2 separate regions of the Homo sapiens genome follow, and region 1 is linked to region 2. A link is an interaction called in ENCODE POLR2A ChIA-PET data of the cell type or tissue named here. Cell type or tissue: endothelial cell of umbilical vein. All regions are shown on one strand. Links, peaks and the distances in the headings refer to the core of each region. The heading gives the core; the rest is flanking DNA.

Region 1 (5,371 bases), core at 221-5,220, 95 kb after region 2:
CAGCTCTGTTGTCTTGGATGGGGAGGAGGGGAAGAGGGGAGAGTGCCTCAGGGCAGAGGTGGTGGGGAGGGAAGCTGGCTTAGGAGAAGGTGGGTGGTCAGAAGGTTCAGACATTCTGGGAAGAACGAGGTGGGTGGCAGAGGCCTTGAATGCTGGGCTGGTCTGGGTCAGGCGCCTTCAGTACAGGGACCCATAGAGTCTGAAGGCGTGGCGGGGTGATGTGGCCACATTGGTGTTCATTGATCTGGGTGTACAGAAAGGTGTGGCTGGGGAATAGCGAAGGGCCCTTGGAAAAAGGCACACGCACATGGAGGTTGAGGGCCAGGGCCTGAGATGTCCTGTGACTTTATCCAAGTCATCTCACCTCTGTGAGCTTCAGTGTTTTTAACTATGGGATGGAATAATCATATTCCTTACCCCACTCTTTTTTTTTTCTCCTTCCTTTCTTCCTTCCTTCCTTCCCTCCCTCCCTCCTTTCTTTCTTTTCTTTCTTTCTTTCTTTCTTTCTTTCTTTCTTTCTTTCTTTCTTTCTTTCTTTCTTTCTTTCTTTTCTTTCTTTCTTCCTTTCTTTCCTTTCTTTCCTTTCTTTCCTTTCTTTCTCTTTCTTTCTTTCTTTTTCTTTTTTTTTTTTCAGAGTCTTGCTCCATCACCCAGGCTGGAGTGCAGCGGTGCGATCATGGCTCACTGCAGCCTCGAACTCCCAGACCCAAGCAATCCTCCCTCTTCAGCCTCCTGAGTAGCTGCAACCACAGATACGCACCACTATGCCTATTTTTTTTTATTTTAATTTTTTTGTAGAGAGGGGTGCCCAGGCTGGTCTCAAACTCCTGGGCTCAAGCAATCATCCCACCTTGGCCTCCCAAAGTGTTGGATTTATGGGCATGAGCCACTGCACCTGGCCTCGTCTGATGGTCTCATTACCTGCTATGTCCCCAGCACCTAGAACAGGCACAGTAGACACTCACGAAATATATGTTGAGTGGCTCTCGGTCAGTTCGGGCTGCTAGAACAGACCACAGAATGGGTGATTTGTAAAGAACAGAAAGCTATTTCATGCAGTTCTGGAGGCTGGAAGGCCTATATGAGGGTGGTAGCTTTGTCAGGTTCTGGTGGGGGCTCTCTTCTTGGGTGACAGACTGCTGTCTTCTTGTTGCATTCCCCACGTGGTGGAAAGTGAACAAGAGAGCTCTCTGAGGTCCCTTTTATAAGAGCACTAATCCCATTGGGAGGGACCTGATTACCTCCCAAAGTTTCTGCCTCCTAAAACCATCACGTGCAGGATCAGGATTTCTTCAACATCTGAATGACAGAGAGACAAACATTCAGTCCACAGCAGTAACAGAGTGAATGAATGCGTACCCCCTCACAGGGCTGCAGTGAGATTATGATGCAGGGCAGTCATGACATCCAGTGGGAATTCACATTTGTTGATGGCTTACGCTGTGCCAGGCATTGCTCTGAGCACTTTCCTGGCACTCACTCATTCGATCCTCACAACCGTCTTGTGCGGGGAGTCTGTGATTTCTCCCAGTCTGCAGATGGAGCACACGGAAGCATGCAAGGGTGACAAATTTTTCCCAATGAACCATGGCTGGGATGTAAAGGACTGTCTTGCCAGCCCAGGCAGCCAGCTAGCCTAGTGCTTGTAAATGGTGCCACAAGCAAGGGTGACAGATGGCCTGGCACACTGAGGTCAAGTGCTCATAACCACAGAGCTTCCTAGGAGACAAAAGCATCATCATCTACTCTGCTTTATTTTATTTTAATTGAGATGGGGTCTCACTATGTTGCCCAGGCTGGTCTTGAACTCCTGGGCTCAAGTGATCCTCCCACCTTAGCCTCCCAAAGTGCTGGGATTACAGATGTGAGCCAGTGTGCCTGGGCATCATCTCCATTTTAGAGCTGAGGAAAGTAGTCCCTAGAGAGGGGAGCTGACCTGCTGAGGCCACCCAGTTAGCAAGTCGGGGAGTCAGGATTTGAACCCATGCACTCTGGCTCCAGAGCCAGCTGGCTCGGCCTTATGCTTTATCAGGGCAGATACTTTGTGACTGCCTGTAGCAGGAGCAAGACGGAAGCAGGGCAGCAAAACGAGGCAGCTGAGTGAGTCACGATCTCTTTCTTGCAATGCCAAGCTGCCCCTCATACCCTAAGTAACAGTTCCAGAGTTTTCTAAGCCGCCTGTTGAATCATCCATCCTCTCTCACTTCCTCTATTCTAGACCCACCTGACCTTCCTTCTGTGCCCCAATTTCAAAAACTTTTCACATGCTGCTCCCCCTGGCTCACCCCTATGTTGTTCAGGTCTCAGCTACCATGTCCCCTCTTCCAGGAAGCTCTCCCTGATCCTGAAGCTGAGCCAGGCGCCCCCTTTGAATTCCTCCATCCCAGCCCTGCCCACTCTGGGTTGTCACTGTCTGGGGACAGTTCTGTCTCCCCCACTGGACTGTGAGCCTCTGTGAGAACAGGGTTGGGGCTGTCTTAGTCAGAGCTGTGTCCCCAGTACCACCAGGAGCAGGGGTCAGCATAGGAGAGAATTCAGGACTGGGCGCGACGGCTCACGTCTGTAATCCCAGCACTTCGGGAGGCTGAGGCGGGCGGATTGCTTGAGCTCATGAGTTGAAGACCAGCCTGGGCTACGTGGTGAAATTCCGTCTCTACTAAAAATACAAAAATTAGCTGGGTGTGGAGGCGCACGCCTGTAGTTGCAGCTACTAGGCAGGCTGAGGCAGGAGAATTACTTGAGCCTGGGAGGTGGAGGTTGCAGGGAGGGGAAATCATGCCACTGCACTCCAGCCTGGGCAACAGAGCAAGACTCCATCTCAAAAAAAAAAAAAAGGAAGAGAATTCAGGAAGTATTTGTTAAATTAATGGATGGATACATGGATTAATGATAGTTCCCTCAGCTGGTCGGTTCTGTTAAATCTTCTGGGTCTAGGTCTATACACTGTCAAAGACCACCAGCTTGTCTTGTCATAGAGATTTTTTTTTAAGTAACTTTTATATATGGAACCTTTACTATGTTCTCGAAGTTTCAGCTCAGATGTCCACTCCTCCAGGAGGCCCTCCCTGCCCCTTCTCCCAAGACCACGTCAGGCTCCTCCTGGAGGTCCCCCAGTCCTGCTCAGTCTGAGATTCCTGCCGGTCTGACTCCAGAGCTTTTGTTTATGACCAGGATCTATATCACAAGCATGATTCCGGCTCATTTAATATTTATTGGCTGCTTATAATGAACTTGGCACTGGGACTGGTTATTAAGCTCTCGGGGACAAGGAGCTGGTCATTGTTGTTTTTTATTATCATTGCTATTGACTATCGTAATCGCAGTTCCCGGTCTCCAGGGTTCCTGGACTTCCCGCTCTTTGTGCTGGGCAGGGAAGGAAAGTGAGCCCTGGGGGTAGAGGGCAGAGGTGGGGTCAAAGTTACTTTCCTGCCACCACCCCTGTCTGTCCTGGGAGCTGCAGTTACTGCAGTGTGTGTGTGAGTTTGTAGCAGGGTGGGAGAGGAGAGAAGGGAGGTGGAGGGGCTGCACCTGGAGTGAGGACTGTATCTGTGTGTGCAAGCCGGGGCGACAGACGGCCTGGCACACTGAAGTCAGGTGCCGGGACCCATGGGGCCTGCTGACTCATGGGGACACCACTGGATGGGAATCCTGCTTTCAGGTGAGTGCCCTGCTTCCTTCAGATGCGGGAGGAGGGAGGTTGTATGCATCTATTTGTCAGCGGTGTGTGTGTGTGTGTGTGTGTGTGTGTGTGTGTGTGTGTGCACTCGAGGAAAAAGAGATGGAGGCAGAGAAAAAAAATAGAGACACAGAGACAGAGACAGAAATAAAGACAGATACAGATATAAAGATAGGGCCAGGCGTGGTGGCTCACATCTGTAATCCCAGCACTTTGGGAGGCCGAGGTGGGTGGATCACTTGAGGCCAGGAGTTTGAGACCAGCCTGGCCAGCATGGCAAACCCCCGTCTCTACTAAAAATACAAAAATTAGCTGGGTGTGGTGGTACACTCCTATAGTCCCAGCTATTTGGGAGGCTGAGGTAGGAGAATCACTTGAACCTTGAACTCGGAGGTGGAAGCTGCAGTGAGCTGAGATGACACCATAGCACTCTAGTTTGAGTGACACAGCAAGACCCTGTCTCAAAAAAAAAAAAAAAAAAAAGAAAGAAAGAGAGAAATACAGAAATAAACATAGATACAAAAGAGATAGAAGGAGACATAAACAGAGACCAGAGACAGAGAGACAAAGATATATGTATATTTGTCAGTGGTGTGTGTGTGTGTGTGTATACTTGAGGAAAGAGTGACAGAGGCAGAGAGAGAAACAGACACAGAGAGACAGAGACAGAAAAAAATACAGATGCAAGAGACTGACAGAAGGAGACATAAACAGAGACCAGAGACAAGAGAGAAAGACAAAGATGTGTGTTTGTGTGTCTGTGTACACAGAGAAAGAGAGAGAGACAGAGAAAGATGGAGTCACAGCCACAGAACCAGAGACCCAGGGAGAAAGAGAGAGAAATACAGGGAGAAGAGATACGCACAGAGACAGAGACAAAGGGTGAAAAAATAACCTTAGAAATGATACCAGTGGGGCCCAGGCACAGTGGCTCACGCCTGTAATCCCAGCACTTTGGGGGGCCAAGGCGGGTGGATCACGCAGTCAGGAGTTCAAGACCAGCCTAGCCAAGATGGTGAAACCGTCTCTACTAAAAATACGAAAATTAGCTGAGTGTGGTGGCGGGCACCTGTAATCCCAGCTACTCGGGAGGCTGAGGCAGATAATTGCTTGAACCTGGGAGGCAGAAGTTGCAGTGAACCGAGATTGTGCCATTACACTCCAGCCTGTGTGACAGAGTAAGACTCTGTCAAAAAAAAGAAAAAGAAGAAAGAAAGAGGGAAAGGGAGAGAGAGAAAGAAAGGAAAGAAAGAAAGGAAAGAAAGAAAGGAAAGAAAGAAAAGAAAGAAAGAAAAGAAAGAAAGAGATACCAGTGGGAAAAACAGGAAGGGGCAGAAAGAGAGGGAGACAGAGGACAAAGAGACAGGGAAAGAACTGGGTAAATACACAGCCAGAAATAGATTCAGAAACGCGGGGAGAGAGTTGGAGTATCACAGAGATTCAGACAAGCAGATGAGAGACAGGTGGAGGGAGGCTGTGCCAGCCCTGAGCGGCCAGGTCCACGGATCAGGATGGGGATGGATGTGAAATTTCTGCCTAGAAGGCATCTGAGACAAAAGGCAGAAACTAGAATATTTTGATGAAAAAAGTATTTTGGAAGTGAAGACATGATTTTGCAACAGGTCATGTGCAGAGGTGAGGGCTCAGCCCAGCCTTGCTGTGTGTCCCTGAGACCAGCTTCTCCTTCTCTGGGCC
Region 2 (5,371 bases), core at 318-5,317:
CCTCCTGAGTAGCTGGGACTATAAGTGCATGCCACCATGCCTGGCTAATTTTTATATTTTGAGAGAGATGACAAGATGTCTTGTCATGTTGCTCAGGCTGGTTTCAAACTCCTGGGCTCGAGTGATCTACCCACCTCGGCCTCCCAAAGTGCTGGGATTACAGGTGTGAGCCACTACACCTGGCCCATCCAATATACTATCTATATTTCACTCATTCATTGTGTTTCTTGATGGTGTCCCCGACCAGGATGCAAGTTCCATGAGGGCAGGGTCTTTCTGCTGTTTCTTCCCTCGGTATCCTCAGTGCCTGGCACAGAGCGGTCACTGCAGATATGTGTAGAGAGGACGAACATAGTACTTACCACATTCCAGGCACTGCTTTAAGTTTCTTAGAAATATTCACTCACTGGACGGGTGCAGTGGCTCATGCCTGTAATCCCAAAACTTTGGGAAGCTGAGGTAGGCAGATCATGAGGTCAGGAGTTTGAGATCAGCCTGACCAACATGGCGAAACCCTGTCTCTGCTAAATATACAAAAATTAGCCAGGCGTGGTGGTATGCACCTGTAATCCCAGCTACTCAGGAGGCTGAGGCAGGAGAACTGCTTGAACCTGGCAAGCAGAGGTTGCAGTGAGCCGAGATCGCACCACTGCACTCCGGCCTGGGCAACAGAACAAGACTCCATCTCAAAAAAAAAAAAAAAGAAAAAGAAAAATTCACTCACAACAACCCAACCCAACAACCCAGAGAGTCAGATGCTATTATTATCATCCCCATTTTGCAGATGGGCAAACTGAGGCACAGAGAAGGGGAGTGGCTTGCCCACAGCCTCACTGCTAGTAAGTTACAGAGCTGGGACTTGAAGCCAGACAGCCCAGCTCTAGTGTCCTCTTCTATCTCTTTGTTGCTGTGATCCCATTTTGGAAACCAGTGAGTCAGATGGGCTCCTCAGGAGTCGCTATCACCCTCCCTGATGGGGGTGTTGGTTTCATCTCTGTTTCCTTGTTGAGCCAGCTCTGTGCCCCATGGGGGCTGAGTGGATGTTGCCCAGTGGACGGGGGTGAGGGATAGAGGTACCTTAGGCTCTGGATGATGATGAAACACATGCCTGCAATCAGTGCCCCGGCTCCCAGGATCCCAGCCGCAAGGAGCCCGATGGCAGAGCCTCCTGACAGGGACAGAGTGGGGTCTGGCTCCATGGGCTCTGCTTCTGTGGGCTGCATGATGGGTTCTGGGGACCAAGGAGGGGTGAGATTGGAGGAGCCATCTGCCCGCCCTCCCTGTGCACCCCTCCCTCCTGCCATTCCCCCTCCCAAGTGTCTCTTCAATCCATCCTTCTCTTCCATCCTCCAGGTCTCTGGCCCCCTCTCCTCCCTGCTCTCCTGCCCTAGTCCAGCACCCATCCACCTTCCTACCACATGGAAGCCAGGAGGATCTTTCTAAAGCTCACACCTGACCCTGTTCCTCCCCTGCTCAGAACCCTGCTGTGGCTTCCCAGCACCCTGGGGCAGAAGTCAGTTTCTCACCTTAGCCTTCGAGGCCCTGCCACCTGGCCAGCCTCATCTCTCTCATTGCCCTGCCTTTATAGCCATGCAACCCTGGACTCCACTCAATTTTCCAAGCTCATCCCTTTCTTTCTCTCTTGCCTCCAGGCCTGTCCATGCTGCACTGTCTCTCTGGAATGCCATCTCTCTCTCTTGGCTTGCATAATTCCTTTTTTTTTTTTTTTTGAGACAGAGTCTCCCTCTGTCACCAGGCTGGAGTGCAGTGGCACAATCTTAGCTCACTACAACCTCCACCTCCTGGGTTCCAGTAATTCTTGTGTCTCAGCCTCCCTGGTAGCTGGGATTACAGGCACATGCCACCATTCCCAGCTAAATTTTGTATTTTTAGTAGAGATGGGGTTTCACCATCTTCTTCACCATCTACTTCACCATGTTGGCCAGCGTGGTCTCAAACTCCTAGCCTCAAGTGACCCACCCGCCTCAACCTCCCAAAGTGCTGAGATTACAGGAATGAGCCACTGTACCTGGCCAGCTAAGCATAATTCTCAGCTCAGGTGTCCCTTCTTCCAGGAAGCCCTCCTTAACTCCTAGGCTGAGTCTCATAGCTCTCTGGGCTCCCCCATCCCAGCCCTGCCCACTCTGGTGATCACTGTCTGTGGACACTGGACTGTAAGTCTTGTGAAGGCAGGGCTGCAGCTGTCTTGGTCACCAGAGTGTTCCCAGCTGTGTGGGCTGGCCACACAGCAAGTGCTCATAAACATTTCCTGGGCAGTTGATGAATGAGCAAAGGAGGTCTTGGAAGTATTGTCCTTCTCACTGAATATCAGGGTCACTAGGTGATATAAGATTTACATTTTTTCCCCCAGTGCATCAGCCCTGAAGCTCCCACTGGACCCTGGCCAGGGAGGTGAGGTGGTTCTCTGGGACCCAGCCAAGCTGAGATTCCCATCACGCATTCCATTTCCATGTCCCAGCTCTGAACCTTGACTCATGCATTCTTTCCTACCCCAAATACCCTCCCTCTCTTCTCTCCTGGCCAGTTCCTCTGCATACCTCTAGTTCACTCCAAGCCATGGTAGTCCATTTTCATACTGCTATGAAGAAATACCTGAGACTGGGTACTTTATTAAAAAAAAGGAGGTTTAATGGACTCCCAGTTCCACATGGCTGGGGAGGCCTCACAATCATGGCAGAAGGTGAAGGAGGAGCAAGGCATGTCTTACATGGCGGCAGGCAAGAGAATGTGTGCAGGGGAACTGCCTTTTGTAAAACCATCAGAACTCGTGAGACTTATTGACTATCACGAGAACAGCATGGGAAAAACTTGACCCCATGATTCAGTTACCTCCTACCGGGTCCCTCTCATGACACATGGGGATTATGAGAGCTACAATTCAGGATGAGATTTGGGTGGGGACACAGCCAAACCATATCACCATGTGTCCCTCCATGAATAACACACTAAAAACAATATTCACCATAACAGCTGCTATTCAAGGCACCTGCTGCCTGACAGTTGTTCTGCCAAACTCAGTCACCCCTTGTTTTCGTTCCTTATAACAACCCTGAAGAGGTATATAGGATTACCTCCATTATACACATGAGGAAACTGGGGCTCAGAGAGGGGAAGTCACTTGCGCTAAGTTACCCAGCCAGGAAGGCACGGGAACAGGGACTGAACTGAGTTTTGACCAGGTCCCAAACCACTTCTCTGATCTCAACAACTTGCTGTCATTTTGATTGCCACCTAGGGCTCCATATACCGACTGTATATGGTAATAGCTACAATTAATAATGACAATGCTAATTGCAACAGTGTTATTGGCTCACGGTTATTGAGCACTCATTAGTGTTCGATAGTGCTAGACATTATTGTTTTAAGCTATTCACCGGCTTATCTCATTGAATGCTCACAACTACACACTGGGGTAGGCACTATTATCTTCCCAGTGTTATAGATGAGGAAACTGAGGCACAGAGAAGTCAAGGCACTGGCTCAGAGTCACACAGCCAGGGATTCAAATTCCAAAGCCATTGCTTTGAACCACTCCTTAGATGATGACAATGGTGATTTTTTTTTTGAGACAGTCATCCTCTGTCACTCAGGCTGGTGTGCAGTGGTGCGATTACAGCTCACTGTAGCCTTAAACTCCTGGGCTCAAGTGATCCTCCCATTGCAGCTGGGACTACAGGTGGCATTACCATGCCTGATTAAATTTTTAGTTTTTTTTTTTTTTTTTTTTTTTGGTAGAGACAGGGTCTCACTATGTTGTCCAGGTTGGTCTCTAACTCCTGGGCTCAAGTGATCCTCCTGCCTCAGCCTCCCAAAGTGCTGGGGTTACAGGTGTGAGCCACTGCACCTGGCCCACTCCTTAGATTTTGATCTGCATTTTTTGTAGGTATGTGCTGAGACTCAGAGAGGCAAAGAGGCTTCCCATGTTCATGTAACAAGCAAATGGTTGGAGCCAAGGACCCAGGTAGCCTGGTCCAGATCCTAAGCTGGGCTTTCATCATAGTTAACCTCTTTGAGCCTCAGCCTGTCATCTGAAAATGGCCTAATTGGCTGGGCGAGGTGGCTCATGTCTGTAATCCCAGTAGTTTGGGAGGCCAAGGTGGGTGGATCACTCGAGCCCAGGAGTTCGAGACCAGCCTGGACAACACAGTGAAACCCCGTCTCTCCTAAAAATACAAAAATAGGCCAGATGTGGTGGTGCATGCCTGTAATCCCAGCTACTCAGGAGGCTGAGGCATGAGAATCACTTGAACCTGGGAGGCAGAGGTTGCAGTGAGTTGAGATCACAGCACTGTACTCCAGCCTGGGTGACCGAGCAAGACTCTATCAAAAAAAAAAAAAAGAAGAAGAAGAAGTAGAAGAAGGAGAAGGAGAAGAAGAAGGAAGAAGAAGGAGGAGGAGGAGGAGGAAAAGAAGGAGAAGAAAGAAAAAGAAGAAGAAAGAAAAGAAGAAGAAGAGGAAAGAAGAAAGAAGAAGAAAGTGGCCTAATAATCCACAGTCCGCCAGGTGGATGGAACATTGGAATGACATTTTGCCTATAAAGGGTCTCACAGGGGACTGCTCATAGTAGGTGGCTTAATGGAATCATAGAGGCTGCCACAGGCTGGAGAGGGTGCAGGGCTCTTGGGTGGGGTGGGGTGGGGTGGAATGGGGGACTCACTTGGCAGCGAGATGGTTACAGGCTCAGAGACCAGCTGTTTCTTGCTGTTTGTGGCTATGCACATGTAGGTGCCCAGCTGCTCACAGGACAACCGTCGGATGAACAGCTTCTCTCCCATCCCACAGGGCACCCCACTGAAGGTCCAGCTCAGCACAGGCTCAGGGTCCATTGTCACCACCCACTGCAGGATCACAGAATAGTTGAGCTCACTCTGGATGACTCCCCGGATAGCAGCTGGGAATGTCTTCAGTGGCATTAGTTGGAGGCTGTCTGTGCAAACAGGGAACAAGGCCACAAGAGTGGAGTCCACTCAGAAAAGCTGGGCATTTCTTCTGCCCACCATAGAGACATCCATTCTTTCATGTGTTCATTCATTCATTAATTCACCCATGAATGTGTTTGAAGAGCCTGGTCTGTGCCCAGTGCCCCCAGTCCAACCCCTTGCCCTTCCCACTTCCAACGGCCAGCACCTGCATCCCGTTGCCTGAGGACTTTCACTGGTGGCCAAAGCCTACTCTGCCCATGGAGGCAGCAGGCTGGAAGTGCTGGGGAATGAGCACATCAGGGAGCAGCCCTCCACAATGCCAGGACACGTTGGTATATAAATTCCCCAGCTCCCTCTCTGCTATGTGGGATAACTCTGCAGAGTCATTCCACACCAGGGCCTGAGTTCCCCAATGGGACTGTGCTCCA

Evidence for each region. Peaks named below come from ENCODE experiments on the same cell type or tissue, not always from the same donor. Only the 100,000 strongest peaks of a DNase experiment are listed, where the experiment ranks them.
Region 1: POLR2A ChIA-PET joins it to region 2 with 6 read pairs; 3 of 35 experiments call an interaction of 5 or more read pairs at or near these places.

The regions. Positions count from the first base shown.
Region 1 is chr19:44,527,745-44,533,115 of GRCh38, reverse strand. It overlaps CEACAM20 (CEA cell adhesion molecule 20), which reads left to right and starts at 3,441. Exons shown (of 12, transcript NM_001102597.3): 1 at 3,441-3,658. The coding sequence starts at 3,607. In endothelial cell of umbilical vein, for the core only: no CTCF peak of the experiment used is centred there; no DNase peak of the experiment used is centred there.
Region 2 is chr19:44,623,280-44,628,650 of GRCh38, reverse strand. IGSF23 (immunoglobulin superfamily member 23) reads right to left here. Exons shown (of 5, transcript NM_001205280.2): 2 at 4,679-4,944; 3 at 1,078-1,231. Among named protein-coding and RNA genes, the nearest start is that of IGSF23, 12 kb to the right of the region's middle. In endothelial cell of umbilical vein, for the core only: no CTCF peak of the experiment used is centred there; a DNase peak (open chromatin) is centred at 2,420; H3K27ac peaks cover 2,337 bases.